Linked DNA regions of Mus musculus: all the other regions are linked to region 2. The links are chromatin loops, found by intact Hi-C in ENCODE. Cell type or tissue: heart. All regions are shown on one strand.

Region 1 (8,000 bases), 910 kb before region 2:
TCAATACTACATCAAACCTTCAAAAGTTCTGGGTTTCCACCCGATGTGGCTTAGGGACTGAACTAAGCAAACCCTACAAAGACTCTTGTGAAAATATGTGTGCTTCCAGGTTCAGCTCACCTCCAAACATGAATGTCTCCTGATTTTACTACCTGCTTTAGGGTAAAATCCACCATTCTGTGAATCTCAATCAAAGAGACAGAGGTGGAGGTGGCAAAAGCTTTTTACTAAGAGCATGACCGTACAGGGAACAGCAGAAGTGTGATGAATGGTCTGTCTTCAATGTGCTTACAGGTCCTAAAATTATATAATGAGAAGAAAGAAAGACAGGTACTAGGTATTTCATAGAGGAGTCCAGATTGCCATGATCTACTGTGGGTCCAACAAATCACTCCCTTGACCCATTATCTCAGGATATACAATAGAGTCTATTAATGTCAGAGTCAACTCTGCATACAGAATACTCATTGCCCTCTGTCTTAAGATGTTCTCCAGTCAGAATCGTTGTTCCTTTATCTAAGATAACAATAGAAGAATAAGACCATTGTATTGGCTAGTTTTGTGTCAACTTGACACAGCTGGAGTTATCACAGAGAAAGGAGCTTCAGTTGGGGATGTGCCTCCATGAGATCCAGCTGTAAGGCATTTTCTCAATTAGTGATCAAGGCGGCAAGGCCCCTTGTGGGTGGGACCATCTCTGGGCTGGTTGTCTTGGGTTCTATAAGAGAGCAGGCTGAGGCAAGCCAGTAAAGAACATCCCTCCATGGCCTCTGCATCAGCTCCTGCTCCCTGACCTGCTTGAGTTCCAGTCCTGACTTCCTTTGGTGATGAACAGCAGCATGGAAGTGTAAGCCGAATAAACCCTTTCCTCCCCAACTTGCTTCTTGGTCATGATGTTTGTGCAGGAATAGAAACCCTGACTAAGACAAATTGGTACCAGCAGAGTGGGGTATTCCTGTGACAACCTGACCATGTTTTGGGGAGGACTGTGGAAGGACTTTGGAACTTTGGGCTTGAAGATCCATTCGTTGTTAAGAGCTCTGTCGGATGTTGTGTAGGAGCTTGGAAGATAATGTTGAGAACAGTGCAGAAGATGGAGGCCTGGCTTGTGAAGTTTCAGAGGGAAAATTAAAGACTCTTTTCAGGGACATTGCTATTTTGGAGTTTGATTATTCTGTGGTTCTGGTTAGCTGGGACTGAAGAATCAGTTGTGATTAACAAGATACCAGAACTACTAAAGCAAAACCTTTGCATTACTGGGACTATTGATGCTGGTTAGCTGGAGCTAAGAAATTAGCGGTGATTAAGAAGAGACCAGCATCATTGAGGTGACATCTTCTGGAAGTGTTTTCTGAAAGCACAAAGAGGCTGTGTTCCAGAGATGGCCAAGGTTGTACTCCTGCTGCCGTGGGACTTGGTAATATGTAAGGGTCACCCAGGTGGTACTGGTTTTGAAGGCATGAAGGGGTCACGCAAAGCAGCTGAGGCTCGGCACTGTGAGAGGCCATGGAAGGCCATTGGTGAAGGTGCAGCCTCAGTTGCAATTGATGGCCCAGGACTGAAGGGGTCATGCAGTGTTTTGGAGATGCCAGTACCATGAGATGACCACCAAGAGCAGCAGCAGCAGTGGAGTAGAGGCATCTGGAGCCTAGAGGATGACGCGTGTGCTACAAAGGGCATGGCTGGAGAAGTGACCCAAGCCCTTGGAGGAGCCCAGAAGATCGTGAGTTGGATCCCAGACATTGAACGGTTGGAGATTGATTTTTGCTTTTGATTGTGACTGTGCCCTGATATTTTCCCTCTTGAAGGAAGAAACTGTTTTAGTGATGCCCACAGTTAAGAGACTTTTAATTTAAAAAGACTTTGGATTTTTAAAAGAGATGGATATTTTAAAGAGATTGAAATTTTAAGAATATGTAAAGACTGTGGGACATTTAAAGTTATTTAGACCTTGGGGATGAATAAGAATGTAAGGGTTGAGGCTTACTAGTGATGTGTTTGTGTGTCAAGTTGACAAGGGGTCAGTTGTATTGGCTAGTTTTGTGTCAACTTGACACAGCTGGAGTTATCACAGAGAAAGGAGCTTCAGTTGGGGATGTGCCTCCATGAGATCCAGCTGTAAGGCATTTTCTCAATTAGTGATCAAGGCGGCAAGGCCCCTTGTGGGTGGGACCATCTCTGGGCTGGTTGTCTTGGGTTCTATAAGAGAGCAGGCTGAGGCAAGCCAGTAAAGAACATCCCTCCATGGCCTCTGCATCAGCTCCTGCTCCCTGACCTGCTTGAGTTCCAGTCCTGACTTCCTTTGGTGATGAACAGCAGCATGGAAGTGTAAGCCGAATAAACCCTTTCCTCCCCAACTTGCTTCTTGGTCATGATGTTTGTGCAGGAATAGAAACCCTGACTAAGACAACCATTGCATAGAAGAAAGGGAAAAAAACAAAACGAAGTCAGAAACAAGATGGAGTTGGCTAGATTAGTAACTGAGATCTCTCTCTAAAGTCCCTGTGATCAAGTCATCTTTTTCACTTTTATAGGAGTGGATCTGTTGGTAGGGCTTCATTAAAGTATCTTACCCATAGAAAGTAATGAGCAATAACCAGATTGGTCCCTAACATTCTACTTCATGTTAGATGTATGTTATGAGGATTCTAGATGCCACCCCTAAATTGCTCTTCCTTAAAAGCTCACAGAAACTTTTACATCAGCAGACTAAGTGCAACTTTTCATCATAGCCTTGCCAACATTTTCAGTATAGACTGTGTGTGTGTGTGTCTGTGAGTGTGAGTGTGTGTATGTGTGTTCATGCCATGAATGTGAAATTCATATGGAGGCCAGAGATAGACATCAGATGTCTTCCTCAATCACCTTCTAGTTTATTCTTTAAAACAGAATTTTTAACTGATCCAGAAGCTCATAGATTCAATGAGGCTGACTATCCAACGGACCTGAGGGTCCCTCTTGTCTCTGCCTCCCCAGCCCTGGAATTTCAGGATCATACATACTGCCTTGCCTGGCTTTTTACATGGGTTCTTGGGATCAAACTTAGACCCTCATCCTTGCATGGTGAATACTTTCCTGATAGGATCATCTCCCTAGCTCCCTAATTTAGTCTTGAAGACATCTGGCAACTGATGTAGAAACAAAGACTGTTTTAAACACAATGCTCTTGGAAATTATGAAGCCACCCAGTCTCTCCTCCTTTCTGGGGAGCTCAGCTAACTGTGCTTTGCCCAAAACCCCATGCCTTGAGCCTCCCACAGACATCTCCCTCCACCCACCGATCAAGCGCCGTGTGCTCAGGCTCTTCTGACTGAAGCTGGAAGAATGAGCTAGCAACCTTATCTTCATGCCCCTTCTTGCCCTCCGTGTTTTGATGCCGCCTGTTTGGGGAACATTCAACACATTCTAAGGGGGGGCCACACAGATGCTCAGCCCGAGCCAAGCTGATCATTGCATAATTGATAAAAGGCCCTTTGTATGCACATTCTATTTAGATTACTGTGTGGAGCAGGTGACAGGTGTTCAGAGAACACGACCCAAGCTGCCTGTTGCTGAGAACATCCTGAGACCAGCTGGGGCCAGAAGCCCAGAGGAAATCCCCATAGTAATTTAATAGTTCACAGGAGCTTTAGGTTAGTGAGAAATACAATGAAGAATTAACGATAGTGACCACCCACTGCAGAAGGGCCTTTGTGCTTTCTCCTTGATAGTTCTACTTATTATTTCGTTCCCAAGGAGATCACTGCAGGGTGACCAAGAGGAAATTTCTCCCTCTTCACCTCTCTTTCTCCTCCCCCCTCCTTTGCCACATAGCATGCAATTAATAGAAATTATCCAATGAAGAGAAATTTACTCTGAGAATACCAACTTTGCTAGTAACAGGGCTGGCGGATGTTGCCAGCTTCTCTTTCCAAAGAACTTGTATGAGGGAAATGATGCCAATGTTTAAAATATGAAATGAAACTGATAAAGTATCATTTTCGTCAGTGCGTCTCAAAAAGTAAAAGATGGAAATTCAGATCGAGTTGGATTGTCAGCATATGGGTGGTAGATGGTAACTGGTCTTGGGGTGATGGTTAATGGGTGCAATATGCCACTCCCTGCTGTTGCAAATACTTGATGCTTGCTTTAAGGTGCATCTGACCATCTTAATGAAAAACTATCATGTGTGTTGTCTTTTGGAAATTGTACTTTTGAAAATCATTTTTTTCCAGGGAGAAGAGGGGAGACCAGTCCATGAGTAAGATAGTCCACAATGGTACACTTTCCAGAAATAGTATTATAAAGGCATCAAACAGACGTGGAGGTTTGCCTCTACATCTTGCTTTGACTGGTGATATCTCAGCCCTTATTTTGCAGTCTTAGTCCCACAGTGTTCTGGTCTGTGCATACCTAGTAAATGTCCTTTCAGAAGAACTGACTTGGCTTGAGCAGCTGTTGAAAGAGGCAGGTTTGAATCACTAGAGTTCACTTCCAGGCAGATAGGTAACAAACATTGCTGGTGGTGGTCCCTGAAACCAATGCATCTGAGTATGCACACACTGCTAGACTGTCTCTTCGTTCTAGAAAGAAGAGAACACTAGAGGGCAGTGTTGTCATTGAGAATGACTGCAGAGTTGCAGACAGCACACTTATGGACTCTTCTAAACGATCTTTTAAACAGTAAGAAAAATCATCCTTGAACAACTTCTGTATCGCTTAGGCAACCCCACGATCAACACAGCTCATTACTGTCTTGTGTCTAATACAGAGCATGTGAAAGTGTGCAGTAGGCTGTGTTATCTGTGATTTTGTGTCTTTACAATCAAACTGCTGCCATGCTAGAAATATGTAGCCTATTTTGTCTTGTCATTTGTTGTTAGTCTTCTTGGCACTATGGCAAACATTTGACATAAGCAACTTAAAGCAGAGATGATTTTTTTTGTCAAGGGTTTAGAGATTATATCCCATAGTCTCTTTCTCTGCCATTTGCAGGCCTGTGCTGAAACAAGGATACCATAGCATTGGGAGCATGTATTGCAGGCTGCTCACCTTAGGGTGGCAGGAAACAGAGGACTAGGAAGAGACCAGGACCTGTTCTAGCCTCAAAAGAATGCTTCCAATGACCTACTTCCTGCAACCCTGTCACACCTCCTAAAGTTTCCAGAACCTCCCAAAATAGTTCTAGCATCTGGGGAACAAGTGTTTGAAATATGAGTCTATGGGGGCACTTCATAGTCAAGCTGTAACATCATTTTTTTCCTAAATGGGACAATATGGCAACTATTTATATATCATTGGCATGGCAATAAGTATTCTGTATGATCTACAGATGATTGAAAGTGTGGGGGAGAATGTTGGTAGGCTGCATGCAAATACGTTTTGATACTGTGCCTCTGTAGCCGTTGGAATCTATGGGGAGTCCTGAACTGAAGGACAACCATTTGTGTTTGCATTTTCATAAACTGGATGTTTTCAGGCTTGGGTATGATACATTCTTTCAAACTCTTAAGCCTAAGTTAAAACATAGAAAGTTGAAATGCAAAATTGAATAAGTTAACACTCTGTAAATATACACCATCAAATATACACCATCAAATATACACCATCAGACTCAGAATAGTTCACACAACACCTTGGCTGTCTAACTGCCATCAACCTTCTTCTTTCTTTTTCTTATTTTATCTTTCCAATTTCTCCTCCATCTCCACCAGCACTACTCTGTCCCAATTTCATGTGCTTTTTTTTTTTTTTTAAACTCATGGAGTCTCCTAGTGCTGCCACTATGTGCATGGGTATAAGGCCATCTACTGGACATGGGCATTCTCTCAGGGCCCACGTTCCCTAAGCCCTCAGTTTGTGACTTCATCCCCACCCATGCTTAGGATTTTGTCTGGCTTTATCTTGCACATATAGTCATAGCCACTGTTCCTGTGTGCAGCTGCCCTGTCATGTCCAAAACGACACAGTTTCTCTGTATTTATCAACTACCTCTGCTTTGTACTATCTCTCTGCTCCCTCTTCTGTAGTGAGCCCTAAAGCCCTGGGAGGAAGAGGTATTATATAGATGTGCTATTTAACACACGTGGGTCATTATTTTCTGAGCATTGACTAGTCGAGGGTCTCTGCAAAACATAAGCTTCTCTGATGAGGCTTGGGAGATGCACTAGTCCATGACATGAAGAGAAGACTAGTTTGCTGCTATATCCATTTAGCAGCATAATAATATTAGGTTCTCTTCTAGAGCCTATGACTTAGCAAGCTGATAGGTTCTTGGCCCCATTGATGCTGCTGAGCATGAGTCACATCTTGTGGAGTAGGCCTTTACTATAATCAGAAAACGATTGATTGCTCCCACGACATCCATGCCAGTATTGCCCCAGTGAGCCTGCCCTGCCAGGCCAGTTGTTATTAGAGCTCACAGGGCTCACAGATGGTTTGTTTTCTCCCTCAGTAGTTTACACGGCACCTTCCAGCACTGTGACATGCAGTCAGTAGAGAGGAAGCTTCCAGGTCAGTACCACTTTGATTTCCCAACATTCTATGACTAAAGTGTATGGCATCTGCAACAGAGTCTTACCATCTGGAGACAATTAAGAGCAAGGCAATAGCCTGTAACATCTAGAGGCAGTCTATGGGACCCTGCTAACCACAATTTGAAAAGAGGTACCCCATATTTTACATTGCTTAGCTTTTTATTTGATAGCCTATGTCATCTAGGAGAGGAATTGTTTTCCAATTAGAGGTCAACTCCATTTCAAACTCTTTATATATGCATATATGTATGTTTTATTTTGTATTTAAGGTATGATCTCACCATGTGTTCCAGGCTGGCCTTAAATTCACTATGTAGCTCAGGTGAACCTTGAAATTGGAAGCCTTCTGCCTCAACCTCCCCAGTACTTGAATTACAAGCCTATAAGCGTACAAGACCACACCTGGATATTAGCATGTCACAATGATGTACTAACCTGACCATTTCTGGTTGTGGCTATGGTGCTTCATACGTGTGGATTTCCCATCATCCAGAGATCCAGCCTTCTGTAGTTGGAGCTGGTTACTAGATTTTTTGTGATTCAAATGGTACATCACAGTTCCTGTGATGCAGTTTTCTTTCCTTTACCCAGACTACAGTTACCGCTTAGTGTCTCAGACACTAGTGTGCTTTCTCTTCTGAAGTTACATCTATTTTCTCTGTCTGCAAGAGAAGGATGTTCATTGCTAGCTCTGTTCTCTAAAGGAGAAACAGAGTGTGAAAATTCATCCAAGCTCACTTCTCATTCATGTCTGAAACTATTTCCAACTAATCTCATGGTATACAATATCACTTTATTATCTAGTCACAGAGAACAGAAACTAGAACACTTTCAAGGAAAATACATGCTAAATTACTGGAAGAAACAGCAAGCATGGTTATTTTTATTCTTCTAATTGACATTTTAAAATTATAAGGCAAATTTTTGCACTGAAAAGGCCCATGTAAGTTGAGTGAGAAGATAAGCTACAGGAACTGAGAAAATTGGTAAAAGATATGAGTGGCTATGTCACTAGAGAGGGCATCCAGACAGTATGTATTCAGCAGTATCAGCCACTAGGGAATATATATTAAAATCCAAAGGAGATACAATTGTTGCCTGTTACTTAGATTAGAAATGGGAACACCACCAAGTGCTGGAGTCATGAGGAGAGAATGGATCATCCAAACATTGTGGGCACCATTATGAAAATGGGGCACTTACTCTGGGAAACAATTTGACTATTTTCTGCATAACTAAACCTCTAGCTATCATTTGGGCTAGCAGTTATACTCTCGGGTATTAGTTTTAGAGAAATAAAAGGATATATTCAAAGTAAAACTATATATGAATGTTTTTAGCTATTTTTTTTATCAACGCTTCCAACTTGCAACTAGCCTAGAGGGTCTTCAGCAAGTAGACAGCAAAACAAACCAACACACACACACACAGGTGAATATTACTCAGTTAAAAGAAAAAGGACCCCGGCATAGTCTCACAAGAGAC
Region 2 (8,000 bases):
TCAATAGTAATGTTGAATAGTTATAAACTTTTTCAGAATCTATAGATAATGGTTTGTTAATCCAGTCCTGTTTAGCTTGTCATTTAAAGATTCCCCTAAATGTTTGTTGTTAAGCACTTTGTTAACTTTTTTAGTTATTTGGATATCTATTAGGGTTTTTTTTTTTTTACCAGTTTTCTTGGAGAAATTAAGCTAGAATTCTACCTTGAGGTAGAAGTATCAGGCCAAAGGATACTTGAAGGAGAAAAGGAACATTTTTTTCTGACATGTGCAAGTCTAAAAGGAAAGTGATTGAACACTAAGAATCAGACGCTTGGAACACAAGAGAAAGGAAGAGCGGAGTCTCTCGGGGAACTCAAGCAGGCTGGAAGACATTCAATAGCCAGAACTGATGTTGTTTCCCCTTCCTTCAAACCTTCCTTCGTCTCCTGGTGAATCCACTTGTATCTACCATCCCTTGCTAAGCTGTATTCCGTCTTGACACACACAGCTTCAGTAGATGATCATTAGTTTTGACCGGCGTGTCTTGTAGAGGTATAAACCATTGGTTTCTGTACTTGTGGGTGGCATACCTGTGGTTCGACCAGCTGCAAACAGAAATATTTGAAAACAACAAAACAAAACTGTCTGTGTTGAACATATGCTACAGGCTTTTCGTATCCTGTCAATGTCGCCAAAGAATCTGATACAACAATTACTTCCTTAGCGTTTGTATTGAGCTGAGTGTTGGTAATACAGTTAGTTTAAAGTATGTGGGAGTGCATGTAGGTGATATGCAAATACTGAGACATTTTATGTAGGGATTTGAGTATCTGGATTTTCCTGTCTGCAGGTCACTTGTCTACTTTATGTTACCAAAAAGCCTTTGCTGGGCCAGCATGACCTCTTCAGCTTCGAGGGGAAGCCTGCTTGTTCCTCTCAGGAAGAGTGGGTGACAGAGGCCGGGACAGCGAGGACTATGAAGAATGCTTGCTTTTATAAGTACTGCATGTGTGAAGCATGTTGATTTGAACCTGCTTTATTGCATCAGTCTCTTACCGCTATTGAACTGAAAGGCCCAAGGCTCCCTGCGGAGCTCAAGCTGACAAGTTGAAATGACAGGATTCTTTGGCTCTAAGCTACCCTTTCCCACTTTATTAGCTTAAGCTTAACAGTTCTTTACAGATCCTGTAGCTGACTTCACAGGCTCAATAAAATGCTGCCTAATCAGGATCTGTCTGTCTGCAGGAAAATAGGCTTTCTTATTTTTCCTCGTTTAGCTGTTGAATGGCAGTAACCCTTGTGTGATGTGACTGTCCACTTTGGCCTTTATCTAAGAAAAAGGACCATGACTGGATTTCAACGGGTTGGCTTTAAAAAGCCACTAATTTAGGCTGAGTTGTGCTGAAGAGCTTTTTTTTTTTTTTTTTTGCAAGGAGGACTCAGTGCATTTCTTCACCACCCCCCCACCCACCCTTTTTTCCCTGTGCAGACAGCAAGCTCAGCTGCTAAAACAAAGCAAACCCAGGGGGTGGTGCACACCTTTGATCTGTGCCCTTAGGAAGCAGAGTCAGGCAGATCTCAAAGTTAGAGAGAGTTCCAAGACAGCCATATTGTTGTTTGTTTTAAGCTAGGGAGGTGAATTAAGTTTAGCCAAAGCTTGCAAAGATTCTCAGGAAAGTATAGAATTATTTTTCTTCTCCAGTACTAGGAACAAAGTTTTTCTCTTGGTCGTCTTTAGGCCTACAGGTTATGAAATGAAAGTCATGCAGCACATTGATTATATTACTAAGCATTTGTGATAAAGCTTACACTAACAATTTTTTAAAAAAAACATTTGTTTTGTTTGTTTGTTTGTTTATTGGGTGTGTAAATACAGGTCCTTATATGCCCTGGAGGGAGAGAGGGAGGGAGAGAGAGTGCACGTGCCAGAGGACAGCTCTTGGGAGTCAGTCTGCTCATAGGATCAGGTTTGGATGGTTGGCCTTGCACAGCAGACTCTTATCTGCTGAAGGATCTTACAGACCAGCTTTGACAGTATTTCTTGTTTTGAGCTCTCTGGATAAGAGACCCGGGGATTTTTATGTCGAAGCTGTTTCTGCCTTGTAGAAAGCAGAACAAAGGGAGAGGAAAACTTGTCCTAATTATTAAGGTTGCGCCTTGCTCAGAGATGTTTAACAAGGCAGAATTGTAATTCGTATGTATCTGGAGAAGTACCGCATGATTTAAAGAGTGCTTTCCCAGTATTGGTTTTATTGTAGCTGTAAAGGCTCTAGAGTGCAGATCACGCTGGCAGGTCTGTCTGAGGCATCCACCTACCATGGATGTAGCGAGCTGGAGAGACTTCTCCCAAGTTCATAGTGCAGAAGCAACAGGATACAATGAATCACTTACAGTCCATACACAAGCATGCTCCTAACTTGTCCACACAACTTGCCCACACAGCAGGACGTAACCAGTGGGGAGCACTGCTCTGGTGGCTTGTAGGTTGGGTTAGACCGAGTTCTATTGCTGAGTTCACGGACTTGGCTGAGCTGCAGGGATATTATTTGTAAGACTGGGGTGACACCTACCTTGTGGATGCTTGTGTGATCCCCCAGAACAGATCACTTTTTTTTTTTTTAAATCCCTGTAAAGCCTTCAGAAGCTTGTCACAGACACGTGACGTGCTAGTGTTTTCCGAGAACTGCTCCTGATTGTACCCAAGTCGAGTTCCACGAAACAATTGAGTTAGAGTATGTGTGAATTACCTGTTAGGGTTTCTTATTTGATCTTGAGGGAATTTAGAAGGATCTGAAAATGTGGAAGAGAAAGAAAATGGCCTCTTGTAGACCTGTATGATCCCCGGGGATCAAGAGTGGGTGAGCCTTGCTTATTAGTTCAGTGGTTGTTTTGACTTTAACCTTGACCGTCTCCACCCGTGACCTCAGTCGTGCTGGGTTCCCTCTTTCTGGGTTTGCTTAGCTTCTTGGCTTTTGCGTGGGGGATTTTTGTCTAGGGTACCTTCCCCACCCACTTTCAATGGCAAAGTCCTTATCTGTGTGTGTAACTACATGATTGGCAGTTGTTTTATTAACTTCTAAACCCTGATTAGGTATTCGGCTTAGTGTTCCCAGAGTACCATAGGCTTGCTCTTAGCATTCCACTCAGCTTTTATAATTGCCCACTTCTTTGTCCCACTGGTCCGCTGGGCTGTGCAGTCTCAGAGGACAGAGAGTATGTCCTGTTTGCTGTCGTCTCTCCAGCACCTAATATAGCCCTTAGCTCCATGACATGGTTTTGAGTACATAAATGAATGATGGTGTGTGAGAGTTGGTTCTCCTGTCGTTCAAGCTCAGTGTGTTTTTGGTTTTCTATTTAAAGTTTCAGAGCTGCCTAGAACTGGCTAAACATAACATCTTTGTTTTGACAGTAGACTGTTCTCTAAAAAAAATGGTAGAGGAAGACTTTTCAAGTTGGATTTATTCTTCAGTGTGTCTGGTTTCTTTTAGGGTGTGTTGCTGTGCAAATGCTCTTTTGGTCGAGGTTTGAGAGGCTTAAAGGTGGCCACAGTGTCTTCACTACGATAGCTTTATCTCCACCTGTTCCTTGTACCCTGAGTGCATCCATCTGTCTGTGGTTGCCTCTATGATCTTCTCTGTCCCTGAATGACTTAGGGGATGGAAAAGTGGTGGTGTTACCACAGGCATTCGGATGTCAGCTCACTTAAAATATGAGTTGAAAGGAGAACCATCTAATTTCCACTAATGAATTGCTGTGTGCTTCTCAGTGTTAGGAAGGGCATTGACTGAAATATTTTTACGTAGGAAAACTTTAAAGATGAATCACTGAAAGGTGTGTCTGTCAGTACTAGAGGATCTCTCTCTCTCTCTCTCTCTCTCTCTCTTTCTTTCTTTCTTTCTTTTCGAGACAGGGTTTCTCTGTGTAGCGTTGACTGTCCTGGAACTCACTTTGTAGACCAGGCTGGCCTTGAACTCAGAAATCTGCCTGCCTCTGCCTCCCGAGTGCTGGGATTAAAGGGGTGTGTGCCACCATGCCCAGCTGCTAGAGGATTTCTTGACCAAAGGAATTACGTTTAATACTGCCTAATGTATTTCTGAGAGATACTTGGTAAAACAATTCATTTCGGTGTGGGTGCAGAGAGGGATATTTTTGATCTGGTTTACAAGGCACAATAGAAATAGAAAGAAATACTGATTTCATTCATTCATTCATTCATTCATTCATTCTGTCCCCCTGCTAAGTCTTTATTGGGGGCTAGTTGCAGCAGGAACTTTTCCAGGGGCAGGAAATAGAGCAGGAAAGCAGTCCCCGAGTATTTATAACACGTTCCATTTCTTGTACTGATTGATGTTATCCTGATGAATTCCATCTTGAGTAAGTACCTTGCTGCGGTCTGTTGTGTGACTGGAGGTTCAGGAAGAAGCACACTGGCGTGCTGTCTGTATTTTGTCTGTATTTTCTCTGTCCCTGACATTCAGTTTAAACATTTATGTTTTATTTGTGTTTAATCCTTGATTTGTCAACCTGCTATCAACTTTGGTCATGTTCCTGGCTTGGATGAAACGAGCCAATAAATGCTGCTTCCCTCAAAAAGGAAGGAGGAGATGAATATGGAGTTAGATTGGTAAGGAAATTACCCACATAGTTTAGCATCCCTTCTGTAGCTTTGAAGATAGCGCCCTCTTGTGGCGTGCTGTGTTTCTCCTCATTTCTTGGATAAACTGCTGAAAATTATATAAATTCATGGCTCTGTTGGAGTTAAATCACATTTTAAGTGGTTTATTTAGAAATAATTGATATGTGGTGCAACATTCATTCATGTAACATTTGGTACAGTTTAGTGTTTTTAATGGAATTACAGAGTTATGCAACCATCTTGCATCATGCAGCCTTCTCATTCTTATTTTGGGAGTATTTTAATCTCCTCTCAAAGTAGACTCATACCCCTCCCTTCTCTGTCCCTTTCTCCAGTGCCTTGGGGCCGGAGATATTCAAGAAAATGTACTTTCTGCTTCTATAGACTTTTGTAGATATTTCACATAATGGGAGCTATATAATACCTGGACTTTGTAGTTTCTCCCCCCCATGATCACATATTAGGGCTCAAGTCCTTTCTTGCTAAAAATACTCTGCTGTGTGACTCTATCTCTGTAATACTTTACAGCTTACCGACTAGTAGACCTTTGGGTTGTTTCTGCTTTTAAAGCTTCTTTATAATTAATGTTACTTGGGAATGTTCATCTGCGAGGTTCTATGTGGGCACATGCTTCCATTTCTGTCGTAAAGCACCTTGGAGTAGGGTTATGAGGTCAACTGGTAACTTCACGTGTAGCTTTCTGAAGAACTTCAAGACTGTTTTCCAAATAGAAACTCTCAAAACGTAAAGGCCAGTCCCCCAGCCCCCCAGCCCCCCAGCCCCCCAGCCCTCCAGCCACCCATCACTGCATTTGGAACTCATCCATTCCTTGCCTGAGAATGGCAAGCAAGCCCCAGGAAATCCTGTTTCTGGGCCTGAAACTGGGATTACGGTGCAAGATGTAGTTTCTAGAGATCCAAAACCAGGTTGTGTGGAAGCGCTTTGCAGACCAAGCCCTCTCCTCAACCCCTCAATGGTTATTTTTCTATTAGGTTCTTCTTTGTAGTTTTAACGAAGTCCACCAAGTTAAAGTTAGTTCCTTAAAATGAAGCAGTGTCTGGGGACTAATGCTGAGCAGTGATTCCAGCAGGCTAAGCATCCAGCTGTGGAGGAGGCCCCACTCCCTTCTGGTGTCTCCTGTGGGAAACTCCATTTCCTTAACTTTTCTTTGGGGCTGCTTTCTTCTTTTCAAAACCATGGCTATCACATCTCCCTGTTAGCTAGGGCCCGTCCACGAACTACTGTAAGGTCATCTCAATTAGCAATCATTGTTCTGTTTGCTGTGTGCCTCATTCAGGAGCTCCTGGGATCCAGACGTGGACATCTTTGGGCAATTGCCATACTTCTTAATTAAAAATTTTGCAGCATATACTGGGAAAATATTTTCTTCTTAATAGGCAGGGATTCTAGACTTGGGCTCTGTGATGAGCAGTCATGGAAATGCATCATGTCCATCAAAGCCCAGGAGACTGCAGCCAAGACCCCCTGCTTGCCAGCAGCTCTGTACAGAACAAATTTAACATTTTTGCATGGAACTCTCCAGCCCAGTAGCTTAGTCACCTCTACCCCCCAGTACTTGTGACCCCAGCAAAGACCCAAACTACATATGTGGTTGCCAGGGGGCAGGGTGATGCAGATTAAAGACAGAATTGAGGAAAACCTTTAGCAAGTCCTTCCATGGATCTTATCACATGGTAATACTGGCTTGAAGCCCCTCACCATGATGGAGCTCCTAAGAACCTAAAGCTCAGTAAATTTCATTGCGTCTTTGGGCTTTGAGAAACAGCAATCACCATATAAAATTGGGTAATGATTCTTTACTGGCCCTGCTTCTGGGAAGCAGACTAAGGCAGCTGTGATGCTAAAGCCCTCAGATGCTTCCTCTCCAGGCCAGGCCTAGAGAAGCCCTCAGTGACTGAGAGGAGGCTTGTCTGGAGGGGGTGGGGGGGGGTGTCAGGGTCTGTTCTGTAGATGACCTGTATGGGTGCTATTCTGTCCTTCCAAACATTTAAAAAATGAATTGTGTGGAGTCTGCACTAAAAAGCATCCCTACTCACTGTTCTCTGAGAATGGAAAAGCAGCAGCACTCAAGACCTCCTTCCCCTCTGCATGAGCTCAGTTCTTTTCTTATCACTGCATCTCACAAGCAGTTTCCTCCAGGAGACTCGGGAGGTAAACAAAAGGTCACCTCTGTGGAGGAACAGAAACTTGGAAGATCTCGCGGTCCCTCCCCAGCAGTGTAGACAGGAGTGAACAGTGGCGAGGCAGGAGACTGATGAGAACAGAGCTGCAGAGAGGAGATTCTTGGAAGGCCGAGCTGCCTGCGAGCTGTGCAGAGGGCTCCAGAGTTGCATGGGAGGTTGAGGAGGGTCTTCAGGGATGCAGCTGCTTTCAGTTCACCCTTGTTGCTTCTAAGGAACCCCCGCCCGCATTTATTAGTAACACCTCAGTGGCTCCCCACAGTGATTTGCTGCAGTCATTGCATTGCCTGTTCTGAGTTCCCTTTCTGGGGTGTGTTGTGTTTCCCCAGAAGTCTGTCACGCCGGTGTTCATAACTTCCTTAGTTTTCCTACGGTTTTGCAAACAAGTTCATGCATGCTCTTCAAATATGCACTGGGCTAATTCAAATTCTTTGGGTCACACTAATGTACTTTTTAAAAATATTAGGATCAATTTGCCTTCAAAGAGGAAACTGCTGCTCAGCCATTGACGGTTTGTAACACTGATTCTGAATGTGGCAGCTAAGGCTCTTTGTGAGTTGACCTGCACAGGAGCCTCAGGTCTCTCCTTTGACTTGCTTTAGATAGGATTTGAGTCCTTTGACTGTTTTTTTTTTTTTTTTCTTTTTAAATTTTGTTTGTTTGTTTATTTGAGACAGGGTTTCTCTGTGTATCCCTGGCTGTCCTGGAACTCACTCTGTAGACCAGGCTGGCCTCGAACTCAGAAATCTGCCAGCCTCTGCCTCCCAAGTGCTAGGATTAAAGGCGTGCGCCACCACCACCCTGCTGACTGTTTTGTTATGAGGTTTCTGCCTCCAACCTTCCTCTGGGCACTTGAATAATATTATAACTAAATGCTGATTAATGTAAGCAAGAATAGGGGGGGGACTTGTTTTCTGCTGTATCCGTTGGCACCGTTGGGTAAGCCCCTTGCCCTCCTTTCTGCCTTTCCTGATGCATGGTCTCAGCCATCCGTGGTACCCCATCTTCCGGTTGGTCAGCTGTGTTCAAGAAACATCATCTTTTGCCTTTTAGTCTCATTATTTTCGTGGTAACACATCCTGGCATCACACAGAGTCTGAGAGAGATTCAGCTAGTTAGGGAAAGGTCAGCGCTACTTATCACTGCTGTATATTAACACATTTGTCATCTTCAAAAGGTAG
Region 3 (8,000 bases), 100 kb before region 2:
TTTTCTTGAACTTCTAAAGCAAAGTAAATATAGATTTATTAAGGAAAAATGAGAATGGTCTCCTGGGAGTGGGAGGGTCCCTGGTCAAGCCTTTCCCTTGTTTACAGCATGTGGTTAACAAGGTTATTATAGTTCTGATACCAAGGGACAGGACAGAGGACAGTTAGGCAACTCACAGTCTCTGCCACACTGTTATTTTAACATTTTGATTTTTTTTTTAAATTTTGGTCACCTTTATTCTTCTGTAATCTCTAGAGAGAATAGTAATGATGAAAAAACTTGATATGATGGGAATAACCATTTCTCAGATGGCCACAGTGTGCTACTAACATTGAGAGAATATGCGTAATACCAGCTCTGCTTCCAGCCCTCCTTAGACTTCTGCATACCATTGCCTGACCGGGTGGGCGTTTCGTTACCTTCCAGTTTCTTTCTCACAGTGTCTGGTGTAGTGACCACCTACCTTCAGGGCAGGTGAGAGGAGAGATTGGTATTTTATCTAACTCCTCTCTCTCCTAACTTCTGGTTTTGATGGGTCTGCAGTATAATGTTCACCATTGCAATACTCTCTCTGACTTAGATCACAGCCCATCTTTAAGGCCTCTTTAATGTTTCTGCAGGTTACTTTACATTCTCCAGCCTGTGTTCAGAACCAACTTGAGTCATCTCTGCTTGATTCTTTGTACTTTGCCCAGAATTAGTACTGGGGGGTTTTGACCCCCCACCCCCACCCCACAGTGTAATCATGGAAAAAAAAACACACCAAAAATAGTCATGGCGTTAAAGTGCAGTTTGCACGTTTTCTAACACTAGAGATTATATGGCTGCGTTGCTTCCTGTCTGTAGTCACGAACGTGTGGAAACCTTCAGGAGCCATGAATTCGACTTTGAAAAAAGAGATGCACATAAAAAGATTCTTTGTGTATCACTCTAGAGACACAGGAAGTTCAAAAGAGCATGGCTCATTGATGATCTGGCTAGCACTTTCCATGCACTGTGTAAGTTAGTTTAAAGTAAGAGCAGGCATATTTATATTTTTCTCTTAAGCTACATAGTCATAATAAAATTATTTTGAAGAGGCCACGAAAACAAGCAGCAGGGCTGGTGTTTACATTAGAGACCTTCCCGAATGAAGGCACGCAGGGCAGGATACAGCTGTTCCTGCTGTTTACCTACAGGGGTTGCATCCTCACCACACAGTCCACAAGGCTGGGCGCAGTGCCCTCTGCTAAGCCTTTCCTTTTGTCTCTGAGGACCTTTCCCCTTGTGCTGGGCTGGTCTATCAGAATGGAATGGCTTTAGTGATGTCTCATTTCAGGAAATGTTTAATGTGTCTCAGGAAAACTATAAATAAGTCTCATGTCATTGTTACACCAAAGAACACGTACAGCTGTTGGCTTAGATAATTAGGATGTCCCACCTGTGATGCTTAGACGAGGTTGTATCCAAAGAAGTGCCTGCATAATGTTATTTTCATCTATTTTATCCAGTGCATGAAATTGCTCAGCACCACATGAGAGTCTCAGGTGTCACATGTTAGTCAGTGGGAAGGTTGTCATTTTCGACAGTGTTATCTTGAGATCTTAACGGTGATTTTGTCTATTTTTAGTCTGTATGTAGCACTTCAGTCATCTTGACCAGGAAAGTGAGAGCAGAACTCTTCATTTGTTTTAAGGGCCATTATTAAACAATGTAGGGTCTGCTTGTGCAAAACCATGGGTTCTGATTTATTTAACACACCACCCTCAACTCCAAGCAGCAGCAGAAGTAGCGCCAAGGAAAAAACCAAACCAAACCAAACCAAACCAAACCAAACCAAACCAAACCAACCAAACAACAACAAAAAAAACCCCAAAAAACCAAAAACTAAACAAAAACAAAACAAACAAGCAAAACTCATTTTAAATAAGTCCTGTTCTCAAAAAAAGTTTTTTTTTTTTGCTTTGGCTTATGATTTGATTTAGTTTAATTAAAGTAAAATAAATTGTTCCTGTCCATTCAAGTCCTAATCTTTTTTTTTTCCTTTTTAAAGATTTATTTATTTATTTATTATATGTAAGTATACTGTAGCTGTCTTCAGACTCTCCAGAAGAGGGAGTCATTACAGGTGGTTGTGAGCCACCATGTGGTTGCTGGGATGTGAACTCAGGACCTTCAGAAGAGCAGTCAGTGCTCTTAAGCACTGAGCCATCTCTCCAGCCCCAAATCCTAATCTTAAGATCTCTCTTTTTATTTGTGGTTTAGAAACTTGAAGCAAAAAGACTTTTTTTTTAAAGAAGTCCTCTAAATCCTAGGTTGACTTCTGACTTGCTGCGCACCCAAAGATTACCTTGACTTCTAATCTCTAGTTCTCAAATTTGCCACCACTCTTCGTCTATGTTTGGGTTCCAACTCAAGGCTTCATGCATGCTATTTAAGCATGCTAAAACTGAGCCATAGCTGTGGCTCAGAAAACTCTTAATAGGTTAAAATTTCCATGTTGTGTGTGCTTGAACTTGATAGGACAGATGATGGGTTTTTGTATAACATAGAAGATATTTCTTTAGATTAAGAGAGTTGGTCAAACAGTCCTATTGTTTTTTTTATGTTTGAGATAGAGTCTCTCTATGTAGCCCTAGCTATCCCGGAACCCACTTTAGCAGGCTCTAAATCATAAAGATCCACCTGCCTCCCCAGCTCCCCAGTGCTGTGATTAGAGGTGTGGGCCACCACGCCTGGCTGAGCTCAAACACTTCTTAATAGAGTATTATTTTGTATACATTCTCTTGATTTTGAAAAACTGCTCTTTCTACACACACAAACACACACACACACACACACACTACAGAAAAAAAAAAGCCAACAGTAACAAGAAGTCACATCTTGGTTTCTAGTAAAGTGAATGCCTGGTCTCTCCTATTTATAGCTCTTAGGGGTTCACTTAATCGTCTAACACAAGAATGTTCACTAAGTAAAAATGCAAGCCCTTTTAGTAGTTTCTACATTTTATGTGTGTGGGTTTTTTGCCTGCATGTATGCCTGTGTACCACACATATAGCTGGCACCTGTGGGAGTGGCACTGATCCCTTGAAACTGGAGTTCTAGACAGTTATATGCTGCTACGTGGATGGAATCAAATCTAAGTCCATTGGAAGAATAGCTAATGCTCTTAACTGCTGAGCCTTGTTTCTAGTTCCTACAATGACTAATTTTGATATATATTTTTTGTAGTATTCTCTCCATTTTTTTTTTTTGTCTCATGCAGTACTGCACTGTTTGTTAGAATTAATTATAATGGAGGCAAAAATAAACTAGGGGCTATGGGGTAGATGGAGGCTCGTTGCTAGCACGCCTGTTTAGCATCTAGGAGGTCCTGGCTTTGCATCCCCAGCACCCTCTCCCCTTCCAAAAAATAGTCTTAAAAACTTCCATGTAGCAGGTACAGCAGAATGAGTTGTGGTCATGCATATCCAATGCAGGCCATACAGGAAACCCGTGTTCATGATGGACTCATGCTGCATAGGCTGCCTGTGGCTCTGTGGTTGAACCACTAGCCACAGATTGGCCAGGGGAGGGCTACCAAACCTAAAGGCAAGTTCCTATTCAACCTGTTAGGTCACCTCCAGGAACAAGCTGACTTATAAACCATTTCCTGGTGAGCCACATGGGGAGGGAGAGGATTTCCTGAGCTGAACCCAGACTGTTGTTACTCAAAACACACCAAGACCCTAACCTTGAAACATCAGAAGCAGAAGGGCCAGGGCTCTTGGCCAAGTGTCACTGCTGGTTGTGACTCTGCTGTCCGGGGATGGTTCTTGGATCTCAGAATTGATTCCAGCTCCTCAGCTTCCACTTTTGCTCATTCACCTTCCCTGGTCTCTGATGGAGACCAGTGGAAAGTGCCTTTGGCAAGCTGTACAGACTCAACCCAGCACCCGGAGGAAAGCTGCTGTGCAGAGACTTAAAGGGAAACACCCAGTTAGATCCAGCTTGTGCTGAGTGTTCTGTATCTTGGCAAGGCAAACACCGATTGTTTCTCTGCTCGGCTGGTGGATCAGCACCTTGGTGTCCTTAGCTCCTTTATCTCTGTGTTTATTCACACGATTTTCTCTGTTTTCTTTACCACTTAAGTGGCAATCAAGGTACAAAGTCCTTTGCTGGGTTTCCGCATCATGACTCACCCACGTCTTCCAGTGGACTCTCTTTGGATGTAATATATGGAGCTAAGTGAGAGGAGGTTTGTGGTTAACTCATGGGTTACCAGCAGCTTCTTAAACAGTGGCTATCCTGAGTCTGCCATTTTTTTCTTTGCATTTTGTAGACGAGTCCTTTCATCCTACTGTTATCTATAATATTTTAATATCCATAACATTTAAGTGACAGACTTGGTGCTGATGGGCTTTGATACTCCTCCATGTTGGCCCCAGGGGTTGGGGTCCTTTTAGTTTTGCATCTAGGCTTTTTTGTTGCTGACTGATAAGTCCTGCAAAACTAGGCAGCTTTGAAACAGTGGTTCGTCATTTCTCATGATGATGCCACATTGGCTGGTGAGAGAGTTCCTGGCCTTGCTCATCTGCTCTGTTTGATCGGTGGCTGACTTGGAAGTTCCTTCCAGTGTCTGCCCTTTTGTCCTCCCTAGCACTCAGCTTCTTTTTCACTGTTACTTTTCTCTTAGAGGTAGGACAGGCTTCCTTGCTTGGTGGTTTCAGATACCGTTCCAGAAGACTGACCATCGGTCAGGTACAGATTGCTGGGGAGATTGAGGAAAGAGGGTCACAGTTTGTGGGAGAACCCCATCTCTAACAAAAGAAAATCTACACAGTAGTAAGTTTGGCAGAGGCGAAGCCTCTTGAGTTTCCTACTACACAACTCACCTGTGCCACTGTGGCACCTCCTGTTCCTCAGGGCCCGTTCTGTCCTCACGTGTTGGAGAGGCTCATTACAGACTTTACCCCACCCAACTCTTAGAGTTTGCACCTCTCACATGACAATCACGTACTTGCTTTTAGCTCTGAATGCCCCCTTCCTCCGCAGTTTTTGGCCCGGAATTATTGATTTCTCTCCATCTGGAATATTCCTTATTGCCTATTATTTTTTGAGCTAGTTGCTATATATACTTCAGACTTCCTCCTCAGGGCGTTTTCTAAGGGTGTTCCTGATGTGACACCCTAGATTCTGGGAAACATAACCCTTCCTAATAGTTTCCTCTGTTTTTCCTTTAGAACTTGTTTTTTGTCTTTCCTGAGAAACTCGTACTGTGTCCCAGGGCAGAAACAATGGCTGCCTTCCCAATGGCCTGTCTACCACCCATGACAGTGGCTACTTAAGTACATCCCTTAGTTTATTTGCTTAGAACATAACTTCACTGTACCCTTGGAATTGCTCGTTCTTCTTAGGGTAGCCTCTGGCTCCTCCCCCCCATTCCAAGGGAACTTTCAGTGTCCACCAGGGTGGCCTCAAACTCCCAGAGATCCTCCTGTTTCTACCTCTCAAGTGTTGGGATTAAAGGCAAGCACCACCTTCTCTGGCTGAAATCAAGTCTCTTGGCAAATAGCCTCATGAGATATCCATCATGGAAAAAGATCCCTCATCTTGATCAAGTCTTCAGGGGACTGTAAACTATGCCAGGGACTCCGGATGAAACTGTGTGGGATCACAAATGATAACCAGTATAGTCACTGCTGCACTCTGCATGCTCTCTGGACTCCAGGGACAGCATGTATGAGTGGATTACTCAAGTTGAACTAAGAATGTTTCTAAAGGTCGTTATTGAAAGAAATGTCAACTTCCCTGGATTCTCATTTTTCAATGGAACATGTATTTGGTTAGAGCCTAAGGTAGTAGTATTTCCTCTTTCAAATCAGCTGTTTATAAGATTATTTTTTAGTAGATTGGATTAACTGAGAAAATGTAGGATAATGTAGGATACTATAGGGTAGTACTTCATCTAAACCATATAAAGAGCCAGTTTTTATTCCAAATGGTAGCCTAAGTGGAAAGAGACTTTATTAATAGAGAACTCGGAAGGGCTAGCTGGCAAGGTTGGAGTAGGATCTCCTGAAAGGTTAGAACATAGAATAGAAAGTTATGAGGTGTCTCATTTTATCTCTTCTCCTGATCCCAGGCTTTCTGACTTAGGCCACTTTCCATTCTGTAACTGTCTGGTGTCCCGCACCTTCTTACTCTGAGTTAGTTAGCTGATTTGGTTTGGAGTGTGAGGCCTTTGTTTGGTTTGGGTTCTGGGGATTCAGCCCAGGGCTGGGTGACTTCTAGTAAGCACCCCACCACTGAGCTTTATGCAGAGCCTCTGTTGTGGTTTGTGGTGTTTAGCTTGCGAATGGTAGTTGTGGTTTTCATCTTTTACGGTGTTCTTGCACCATCAAAAGGATTCAAGTTGCTGAGGAGGTGGTGTTCTGCATTGTCTTGTGTGGATTGCCTCGACTCTGGAATAGATGTAAACTCCTTTTCCTTTATTGTGTTCTCTGTCTGTGCAGTGGCAGAGTTCCCTGGGTTTGCTGGGGTGGAGGGAGGGGCACTGCTCTGCATAGCAACTTTGTGTTAGATGGAGAAGAAAAGATAGGTTGCTCGGAGGAGGTTGCTCTCTCTGTACACAGGTTCATTGTCACAGGTATTTGTCATTGACTGCTGAAAGTGATCTAAGACAGACTTGCAGGCCCCACTCACATATTACCATATTCCACAAGGCTAACGCTGACTGCATCTGTGATTATAACTGTTTGGTTCATGTTGAGGGTGCTTCTGAATACAAGAGTGCATTGTCTCACTTACAGCCTGTAATGACAGACACATCACAAGTGGCCGTTTTCCTTACACCACAGCTCCCATTGTGGTTGGATTTTATTTGAGAAGGTAGTTATTTTGGAAAGAAGGAACTACACCTTCCAGCCTTAAAAGGCGACCTTGCAAGTTTTAAGTGTTTAGAACCTCAGCCAAGAGACTAGTTGCCTATGAACTGCAGTTTCAGAATCTTTCCAGGTGGAAGGACACAGTTGAATGGAGGGACCAAGGCCAAGCTTTTGTTATGGTGGCAGTGCCGGGAGAGGAAATGAGAACAGTTGGGATTCCTGCAGGCTGGAGGAGCAGTTGAGTCTGGGAGAAAACAATGCATTATTTCTTCCCACTCGCCCTTGACAAGTGGCGTCTTCTAGTTTCAGTGTAAGCAGCGCTCCTGGTTCAGCCTGAAAAACTACTTGTGAATTCACTGTAATATCAGTGCCCAGATTCTATCCTCAAGAGTATTCCAGGGGCGTGCTGATTGTTGGCTGATTGCCCGCTCTGGGAAGAGAGTCGTGCTTGCCCAGGTCCACTGTCAAAACACCACCGCCGTGGCCGGTGTTACATAGGTGGCGACTGTTATCGCCGTGTGCAGAGCTGGGAAACATTGCACACAGTTGGTTCCGCTGTCAGTGTGAGCTGGCTCTTTCCACAGGGAGATAGATCCTCATGCAGCACATTACAATGACGAAACTCTAATAATATGAGGACCATGGTCATGCATCAAGTTCTTTGGTACACTTTGTCTTACTTTTTCAAGTAGGACTTTTCAAGATAGGGTTTCTCTGTGTAGTCTTGGCTGTCCTGGAACTCACTCTGTAGACCAGGCTGACTTCAAGCTCAGGTACCCACCTGCCTCTGCCTCCCAAGAGCTGGTATTAAAGGTGTGCACCACCACCTCCTGGCTTACTTGTTTTGGTTTATGAGACGGTCTTACTGTATAGCCTAGTCTGGTTTCCAACTTGGCGTCTTCCACCCTCTCCCTCCACCTGCTAGCATCATAGCATACGTGTCCTATTTTTTTCTTAGTTGGTCACCATAATAGTACAGAGAGATAAATGCTGTCTGCTCTCCCAAACTTAGCATGGTCTCTATTTAGTCCCAGCAGCTTGTATTTTCCATTTGCCCATCTCTCTGAGAGTCAGATCTGAGTATGAATGGAAGATCTGAGACTGCAAAGTATTTTGCTCATCTCATAGTCAGGATTTGTGATCAGTAAAATATGC

Evidence for each region. A loop is a pair of places that touch in the nucleus more often than their neighbours do. Peaks named below come from ENCODE experiments on the same cell type or tissue, not always from the same donor. Only the 100,000 strongest peaks of a DNase experiment are listed, where the experiment ranks them.
Region 1: it touches region 2 in a loop (6-fold over the local background); 6 of 42 quality-filtered maps call a loop at or near these places.
Region 3: it touches region 2 in a loop (8-fold over the local background); 5 of 42 quality-filtered maps call a loop at or near these places.

The regions. Positions count from the first base shown.
Region 1 is chr6:94,983,131-94,991,130 of GRCm38, reverse strand. No RefSeq gene overlaps it. Among named protein-coding and RNA genes, the nearest start is that of 4930511E03Rik, 43 kb to the right of the region's middle. In heart, a CTCF peak has its summit at 4,582 (motif pointing right); no DNase peak of the experiment used is centred here.
Region 2 is chr6:94,078,000-94,085,999 of GRCm38, reverse strand. The region is part of intron 1 of Magi1 (membrane associated guanylate kinase, WW and PDZ domain containing 1); the gene reads left to right. Among named protein-coding and RNA genes, the nearest start is that of Gm52867, 150 kb to the left of the region's middle. In heart, CTCF peaks have their summits at 4,666 (motif pointing left) and 7,081; a DNase peak (open chromatin) is centred at 4,669; H3K27ac peaks cover 2,691 bases.
Region 3 is chr6:94,182,809-94,190,808 of GRCm38, reverse strand. All of the region lies in intron 1 of Magi1 (membrane associated guanylate kinase, WW and PDZ domain containing 1), which reads left to right. All of the region lies in intron 1 of 4930511A08Rik (RIKEN cDNA 4930511A08 gene), which reads left to right. Gm52867 (a long non-coding RNA gene) reads left to right here. Exons shown (of 2, transcript XR_003956333.1): 2 at 1-2,844. Among named protein-coding and RNA genes, the nearest start is that of Gm52867, 41 kb to the left of the region's middle. In heart, CTCF peaks have their summits at 2,089 (motif pointing right), 3,557 and 7,073; DNase peaks (open chromatin) are centred at 3,708 and 7,048; H3K4me3 peaks cover 572 bases; H3K27ac peaks cover 4,118 bases.